Regions from separate parts of the Mus musculus genome. Here regions 1 and 2 are each linked to region 3. The links are chromatin loops, found by intact Hi-C in ENCODE. Cell type or tissue: heart. All regions are shown on one strand. Region 1 has its middle 13 kb from the start of Zfp946. Region 2 holds the start of Zfp994 (zinc finger protein 994). Region 3 holds the start of Zfp947 (zinc finger protein 947).

Evidence for each region. Hi-C counts contacts between places; a loop is a spot of excess contacts. Peaks named below come from ENCODE experiments on the same cell type or tissue, not always from the same donor. Only the 100,000 strongest peaks of a DNase experiment are listed, where the experiment ranks them.
Region 1: it touches region 3 in a loop (2.3-fold over the local background); 8 of 42 quality-filtered maps call a loop at or near these places.
Region 2: it touches region 3 in a loop (2.3-fold over the local background); 7 of 42 quality-filtered maps call a loop at or near these places.

Annotation. Positions count from the first base shown.
Region 1 is chr17:22,409,817-22,412,316 of GRCm38, reverse strand. No RefSeq gene overlaps it. Among named protein-coding and RNA genes, the nearest start is that of Zfp946, 13 kb to the left of the region's middle. In heart, a CTCF peak has its summit at 1,343 (motif pointing right); no DNase peak of the experiment used is centred here.
Region 2 is chr17:22,224,644-22,227,143 of GRCm38, reverse strand. Zfp994 (zinc finger protein 994) reads left to right here and starts at 1,530. Exons shown (of 5, transcript NM_001205095.1): 1 at 1,530-1,605. In heart, a CTCF peak has its summit at 1,241; DNase peaks (open chromatin) are centred at 1,463 and 1,913; H3K4me3 peaks cover 1,322 bases; H3K27ac peaks cover 701 bases.
Region 3 is chr17:22,165,146-22,167,645 of GRCm38, reverse strand. Zfp947 (zinc finger protein 947) reads left to right here and starts at 1,669. Exons shown (of 5, transcript NM_177596.3): 1 at 1,669-1,827. In heart, a CTCF peak has its summit at 1,462; a DNase peak (open chromatin) is centred at 1,675; H3K4me3 peaks cover 1,253 bases; H3K27ac peaks cover 837 bases.

The DNA of each region.
Region 1 (2,500 bases), 240 kb before region 3:
CACTGTGATTGTCAAGTTTAAGGCTTTAAATCTTGTCTCGAATCACAACCTTGAATCAGTTGTATCATTCTCTAATTGTACTTTTGAGGGCAAATATTTTTCATGAACCTAAGACCTGAAGATCTGAACTGATTTTTGTTGTACGAGACAGTCAGAGCATATATTGATGTACAGTTTCTAGAGTGGATTGGCTCATGTCCTGAGATATTGGTGAGGGAAAAAACACTCATTTACCAGATTGTTTTCAGGGATGCCCTTCCAGAACCAGGCTCATTTAAGACATGGAAACACATAAACTTTTTAATGGCATACTAATCAATTCAAGGAGAAGTATAATTAGTGTCTGTCTTGAATCTTAACACTAAAAATTAACTTCCTAGAGAGTACAGACAATAGAAGAAATATATAGCTTTCTCTCTCTTTTTTCTCATGTGATTTGCACATTTTTCTTGGCTTGTATAATCTGAAGTGGCTGGAACCCTAGGCCCCTTTATTTTCTTGGCTCAGTAGTACACAGTACATGGCAATGATACAAATACAGGAGCTGGATATGGAAAAGGAGGCTTCACCCCTACTAGGAAGGCATCCACCTCTGTGCCTCCCAGACAGTGATGACGCATCCAGACAAGCTGGACAAAGAACATACAGTCTACATTCCCTAGCCTTTGAAGGATAGATGTTGCAATGTATAGGCAATTGGAGCGTTTACTTAATTCATCAAAGTATTCATTTTCGATAGCAATACATTTCAGCTATGAGGAGGACTCAGAAGGAGTTCTGTGGATTAAGGTTAAAACAGATCATACCTCTAATATTGATCCATCTGGTTAAGCTTTGAAGCAGCTTCCCCATCCCCCATTCATGAAGTTTTACAGAACTGAGTGAAACGAACAAAAAACAAAAAACAAAACAAACAAACAACAACAACAAACTCACAGGCCAAACTCACAGGCTTGGCTACCAGATGAATCTAAGGCTAGCTGCAGGATCTTGGTAATAATATACTTTCTAGAGCTTCTCCACCCATCTTAAGAAAAAAAGCAGAAAATTTGAACTCTTTAGAGATTTTATAGGGATTCGTTGAGATAATGTGTAGTGCTTAGCAGGGTAACAGAGTCAGTAAGTACTATAAACAGATTCTATCATAATCTGCTTTTCAAGTGAAGACCATGTACCAGGTTTTCATATGGTCTTTCTTTCTACCTTGTAGTTGGTCGAGCATTAAATTAGGAGTTGGGAAACAAGAAAAAAACTTATTTTTTCAAAGTCTTTTTGAAAAAATTTTTAGTGTATATATATTTTGCCTATGCTTTGTCTGTGTACTGTGTGTGTCCAGTGCCCCCAAGTGCCAGAAGAGGGCACTAGATACACTGGGAATCAAATTACAAACAGCTATGAGCCACCACTTGGCTGTTGGGAGTCAAACCCTATTCCTTTTGAACAGCAATAAATGCTCTTAACCACTGAACTATTGCTCCAGCACCAAGAAATATATTTCGAAGGGGCAAATAAGGCTTTAATTTAGGCATCCTACTAACTTTGACTAATCCACATGGCTTAGGGCAATAACTGTCTCTTCAGATACTTTTGTTTTGTTTTAACCCAGGTGAAAAGCATATTATTTCTATGCCAAAGAGAAAATTGGAGTATTCAATAATAATTAAGTAGGCTTCTTTAATTTAGGTTTTTAGTTTTCAAATACGTTTTAAAATTTTTTTAATCTTTTTTTACAGTCCAGTCATTATCCCCCTCCTGGTCTGCCATCTGACTGTTTTTCATGTCATTCTCCTTCCCCACCTCCAAGAGGATGTCCCCCCCACCCCCCACCCTACCAGACTTTCTCACTCCCTGGGACCTCAAGTCGCTTGAGGGTTAGGGCATCTTCTCTGACTAAGGACAAACCTGGCAGTCCTCTGCTGTATGTGTGTTCGGGGCCTCATATCAGCTGGTTTATGCTGCCTAGTTGGTGGCTTGGTGTCTGACAGATCTCAGCGGTCCAGATTAGTTGAGACTGCAGCTCTTCCTATGGGGTCACCCTCCTCCTCAGCTTTTTCCTAATTCAATCACAGGGGTCTCCGGCTTCTGTCCATTGGTTGGGTGTAAGTGCCTGGATCTGACTATTTCAGTTGCTTGTTGGGCCTCTCAGAATGCAGCCATGCTAGGCTCCTGTCTGTAAGCACACAATAACATCAGTAATGGTGTCAGACCTTGGAGCTTCCCTTTGAGATGGATCCCAATTTGGACCTGTCACTAAACCTCCTTTCCTTCAGGCTTTTCTCCATTTTTGTCTCCACAGTTCTTTTAGACAGGAACAATTCTGGGTTAGCGTTTTTGACTGTAGGATGGCAACCCCATCCCTCCACTTGATGCCCTGTCTTTCTACTAGAGGTAGACTCTAAAAGTTCCCTCTGTAGGGCATTTCATTTAAGATCCCTTCCTTTGAGTCCTGAGCGTCTCTCACATCCCAGGTTCCTGGTACATTCTTACCTCCTGAGGTTGC
Region 2 (2,500 bases), 59 kb before region 3:
TGAGATTATATGTTTTCCACAACACATTGCAAACAATTGTAAGACTTCTATGATAAAAGGTTCAAGTTTTTGAAGACAGAAATTAAAGAATATACTAGACTGTGGAAAGATCTCCCATGCTTGTGGATGAGGAGGCTTCACATAGTAAAATTGGCCATCCTACCAACAGAAATCTATATATTCAATGCATTCCTTACCCAAGTACCAGATTCTGAGCTACAGACCAGAGTGATAAAATGAATGCCCTTTCCCGTGAGAATTCAAGTATTACCATGTCCATTTTCCTTACCATTCTGATCCCGAATCCATGAATCCCATCTGCATGGAATTTTAAGTAGTATAAACTCAGATCAGAAGGCATTTTATTTTTCCTGGCTATCAAAATTCTGTTGTACTATCACTGTATTTTTGCTTACAGGAACTGGGGCTGACGCTGGTGTTTTCATTCATGTTATGATTGTCAGACAATTTATAGGAAAATATTTGTGCAAACTATTTGCATTATCTATTTTCTTTGCTATTGTGGCCATGACAAATATCTTGGAGTTTAACTTTATCAGTGCTTTCCACTACCCTGTTATACAGCTTTTGTTTCTACAGAGTGACCTTTGTCCCTGGAGCTCCCCAGAGAGCTTGCAGAGCACCCTCCCATCATTCTCTGTCCCATCTGTCTTTATCCACATTTTCATCTCAGTGGTCCCTCTTATACTTCATGTATGCTTTGATACATGGTTTGGAAGGAAGCCAAACTTTGTGAGTCATTTTTAGTATTGTGTGTTGGGGTGCAACATAAGAAATTGGAATTTATCTCTTAAACTCTTGTCTCCCTTGCCTCTACCTCCCTAGTGCCTCTCCCTGCCCTCCATTCCTTTCCACCCTCTTTCCAGGAGGGCATGGCCAGCCTCCACTTACCTACTCTCTCCTTCTGTCTTTCTCTGCCTCTACTACTCTCTTAACTCCCATCCGCATGCCCTAAATAAACTCTATTCTATACTTTAAAAAAAAAAAGAAAAGGAATTTAACGCCTAGGTTATATTTTGCTGTGCGATTGTAGCCGAGGAGGCTAGCGTCCCAAGCTAAGAAGTTGGGCTGCCTATTTATTATCTGAGGGTTTCAGAACTACCTCTCAGATGTCAGAGTGCAGCATCATACAGAACCAGTTTTTCCTAGTCTGTCAGCAAGCAGCAGGGAGGTTGTGCAGAGCAGGTCCACAGGTGGAGCTGTGAGGCAGGAAGCCAATGACTGAGTGGGAGGGAATGGAATCCCCGGGGCAGGGATAAAGGCAAGACCAGGACATTGACCAGACAGGAAAAAAAGTATTAAAAATTAAGGTTGAGAAAGCGCTTGCTCACAAAGTGTTTGGGGGAACCACGTGACCCTAAGTATGGTTTATTGGGCGGGTCTAGGAGAACAGCTCCTAAGATCCAGGCCGGAGTGACAGGAACTTCCACCAATCAACTTTCTACCTTTCGGTTTCTGCGTCCTAGCTGTCTCTGGACCCGGAAAAGTCTCCTCAGAAGCATTTCCGTGGCGGAGGGCCTGGGGAGGCGGCAGTCGGCAGTGCAACTGTTGGCACAGCAGCCCGGCGGCCCCGAAAGGTCCCAGGTTAGAGGCGCTGCGGGGCTGGGAAACGGGAGGGAGCGGAGCAGCGGGGTGTTTTCCTCAGCTGCTCTTAAGGACGCCGCTCTCACAGTTCTGTCATTGGTTTCTTACCACTGACCGGAAGTTTCAGATCCTGTGACCTGGGATTTATCGTGATTCTTTAAAAATGTATTTTACAATTACTGGAATATTCAGTCATAAAATCACTGGTAAACCAGAACACCCTCCCCGCCCCAACCTAAGCTCCCTGGGACTAAACCACCAACCAAAGAGTAGACATGCAGGGACCCATGGCTCCAGCTGCACACTTAGCAGGAAATGGCCTTATTGGTCATCACTGGGAGGGGGAGCCCCTTGGTCCTGTAGAGGCTCAATGACCCAGGGTAGGGGAATGCTAGGGCGCTGAGGTAGAAGTGAGTGGGTAGGTGGGGGAGCACACTCATAGAGGCAGGGGGATAGTGGGTTTGTGGAGGAGAAACTTGGAAAGGGGATAATATTTGAAATGTAAAAAAAAAAAAAAAAAAAAAAAAAAAAAAAAAACCAATAAAAACACGAAGAAAAAAAAACTTGTTATAGAGCGGTTGCATTATCTATTTCCTAATATGACAATTACAAAGATAGTGGAAAGTAAATTTGTTCTTGCTTTCTTGCCTTGTTTTACTAATTGCTTGTTCAAGAGAATGCCTTTGGCCCGGTTAATAGGCATCCACAGAGAGCTTTGCATATAATATTATATGAGGAAACAGTGCCCATTTATTGAACCAAAAATATAGTTTATCGAGCCCTACTGTTATGGGTGTAAACACTAATATTTACTAAGCAGACTTTTTAGTGGCCATGAACTTTTTAATCAGAATTGTATGCAGTTTAGGATGTAAGTAAAACATTCAGAAATATG
Region 3 (2,500 bases):
AGTTTAAAGCAGCCAAGATAAAACATGGCAAAATATAGTGGAATTAATATTTGGGATATAGATATATTAATAGCATAGACCATAGATACGTTCCTAGTTCTAGCACTCATAAAAGCATATTATAAAGATTGTGTATGTCTTTTACCTTGGAAGTGAATAATCAAAATCTGGGTAGAAACAACAGTTGAGATTATATATTTTCCACAACACATTACAAGCAAGTGTAAGACTTCTATGATAAAAGATTCAAGTTTTTTTTTAAGAAAGAAATTGAAGAATATACTAGAATGTGGAAAGATCTCCCATGCTTGTTGATGAGGAGGATTCACATAGTAAAACTGGCCATCCTACCAAAAGAAATCTATATATTCAATGCATTCCTTACCCAAATACCAGGTTCTGTGTTATAGACCAGAGTGATAAAATGATGTGTCAGACACAAATGCCCTTTCCCTTGAGAATTCAAGTATTATTACGTCCATTTTCCTTACCGTTCTAACCCTGACCATGAATCCTGTCTGCATGGAATTTTAAGTACTATAAACTCACATCAGAAGGCATTTTATTTTTCCTGGCTATCAAAATTCTGTTGTAGTATCACTATATTTTTTCTTACATGAACTGGGGCTGATGCTGATGTTTTCATTCATGTTATGATTGTCAGACTATTTATAGGAAAATATTTGTGCAAACTATTTGCATTATCTATTTTCTTTGCTATTGTGGCCATTTCAAATCTCTTGGAGTTTAACTTTATCAGTGCTTTCCAACTGCCCTGTTGTACAGCTTTTGTTTCTACAGAGTGACCTTTGTCCCTGGAGCTCCCCAGAGAGCTTGCAGAGCACCCTCCCATCATTCTCTGTCCCATCCGTTTTTATCCACATTTTCATCTCAGTGGTCCCTCTTATACTTCATGTATGCTTTGATACATGCTTTGGAAGGAAGCCAAACTTTGTGAGTCATTTTTAGTATTGTGTGTTGGGGTGCAACATAAGAAATTGGAATTTATCTCTTAAACTCTTGTCTCCCTTGCCTCTACCTCCCTAGTGCCTCCCCCTGCCCTCCATTCCTTTCCACCCTCTCTCCAGGAGGGCATGGCCAGCCTCCACTTACCTACTCTCTCCTTCTGTCTTTCTCTGCCTCTACTACTCTCTTAACTCCCATCCCCATGCCTTAAATAAACTCTTTTGTATACTTGAAAGAAAGAAAGAAAGAAAGAAAGAAAGAAAGAAAGAAAGAAAGGAATTTAGGGTCTTGGTTATATTTTGCTGTGCGATTGTAGCCGAGGAGGCTAGTGTCCCAAGCTAAGAAGTTAGGCTGCCTGTTTATTATCTGAGGGTTTCAGAACTCACTCTCAGATGTCAGAGTGCAGCATCATTCAGAACCAGTTTTTCCTAGTCTGTCAGCAAGCAGCAGGGAGGTTGTGCAGAGCAGGTCCACAGGTGGAGCTGTGTGGCAGGAAGCTGATGACTGAGCGGGAGGGAATGGAACCCCCAGGGCAGGGATAAAGGCAAGAGCAGGACCTTGACCAGAACAGGAAAAAAGCAGTAGTAATTAAGGAGGGGAAAGCTCTTGCTCTCAAACTATTTTGGGAAACCACGTGACCATAACCACGGTTTATTGGGCGGGTCTAGGAGAGCAGCTCCTAAGATCCAGTCCTGGGTGACAGGAACTTCCACCGATTGTCTTTCTACCTTCCGGTTTCTGCATTCTAGCTCTCTCTGGACCCGGAAAAGTCTCCTCCGAAGCATTTTCTTGGCTGCGGACCTGGGAGAGTCAGCAGTTCAGCTGCCAGCACTGCAGCTCGGCGGCCCCGGAAGGTCCCAGGTCAGAGGAGCTGCGGGGCTGGGAAACGGGAGGGAGCAGAGCAGGGGGGAGTTTTCCGCAGCTGCTCTTAAGGACGCCACTCTCACAGTTCTGTTGTAGATGTCTCACCACTGATTAGAAGTTTGAGATCCTGTGACCTGGGATTTATCGTGATTCTTTAAAAATGTATTTTACAATTACTGGAATATTCAGTCATAAAATCACTGGTAAACCAGAACACCCTCCCCGCCCCAACCTAAGCTCCCTGGGACAAAACCACCAACCAAAGAGTAGACATGCAGGGACCCATGGCTCCAGCTGCACACTTAGCAGGAAATGGCCTTATTGGTCATCACTGGGAGGGGAGCCCCTTGGTCCTGTGCAGGCTCAATGACCCAGGGTAGGGGAATGCTAGGGCGCTGAGGTAGAAGTGGGTGGGTAGGTGGGGGAGCACACTCATAGAGGCAGGGGGAGGGGATAGTGGGTTTGTGGAAAGGGGATAACATTTGAAATGTAAAAAAAATAACCAATAAAAACATGAAGAAAAAAAAAACCTTGTAAAAGAGCGGTTGCATTATCTATTTCCTAATGAGCCAATTACAAAGATAGTGGAAAGTAAATTTGTTCTTGCTTTCTTGCCTTGTTTTACTAATTGCTTATTCAAGAGAATGCCTTTGGCCCGGTTAATAGGCAT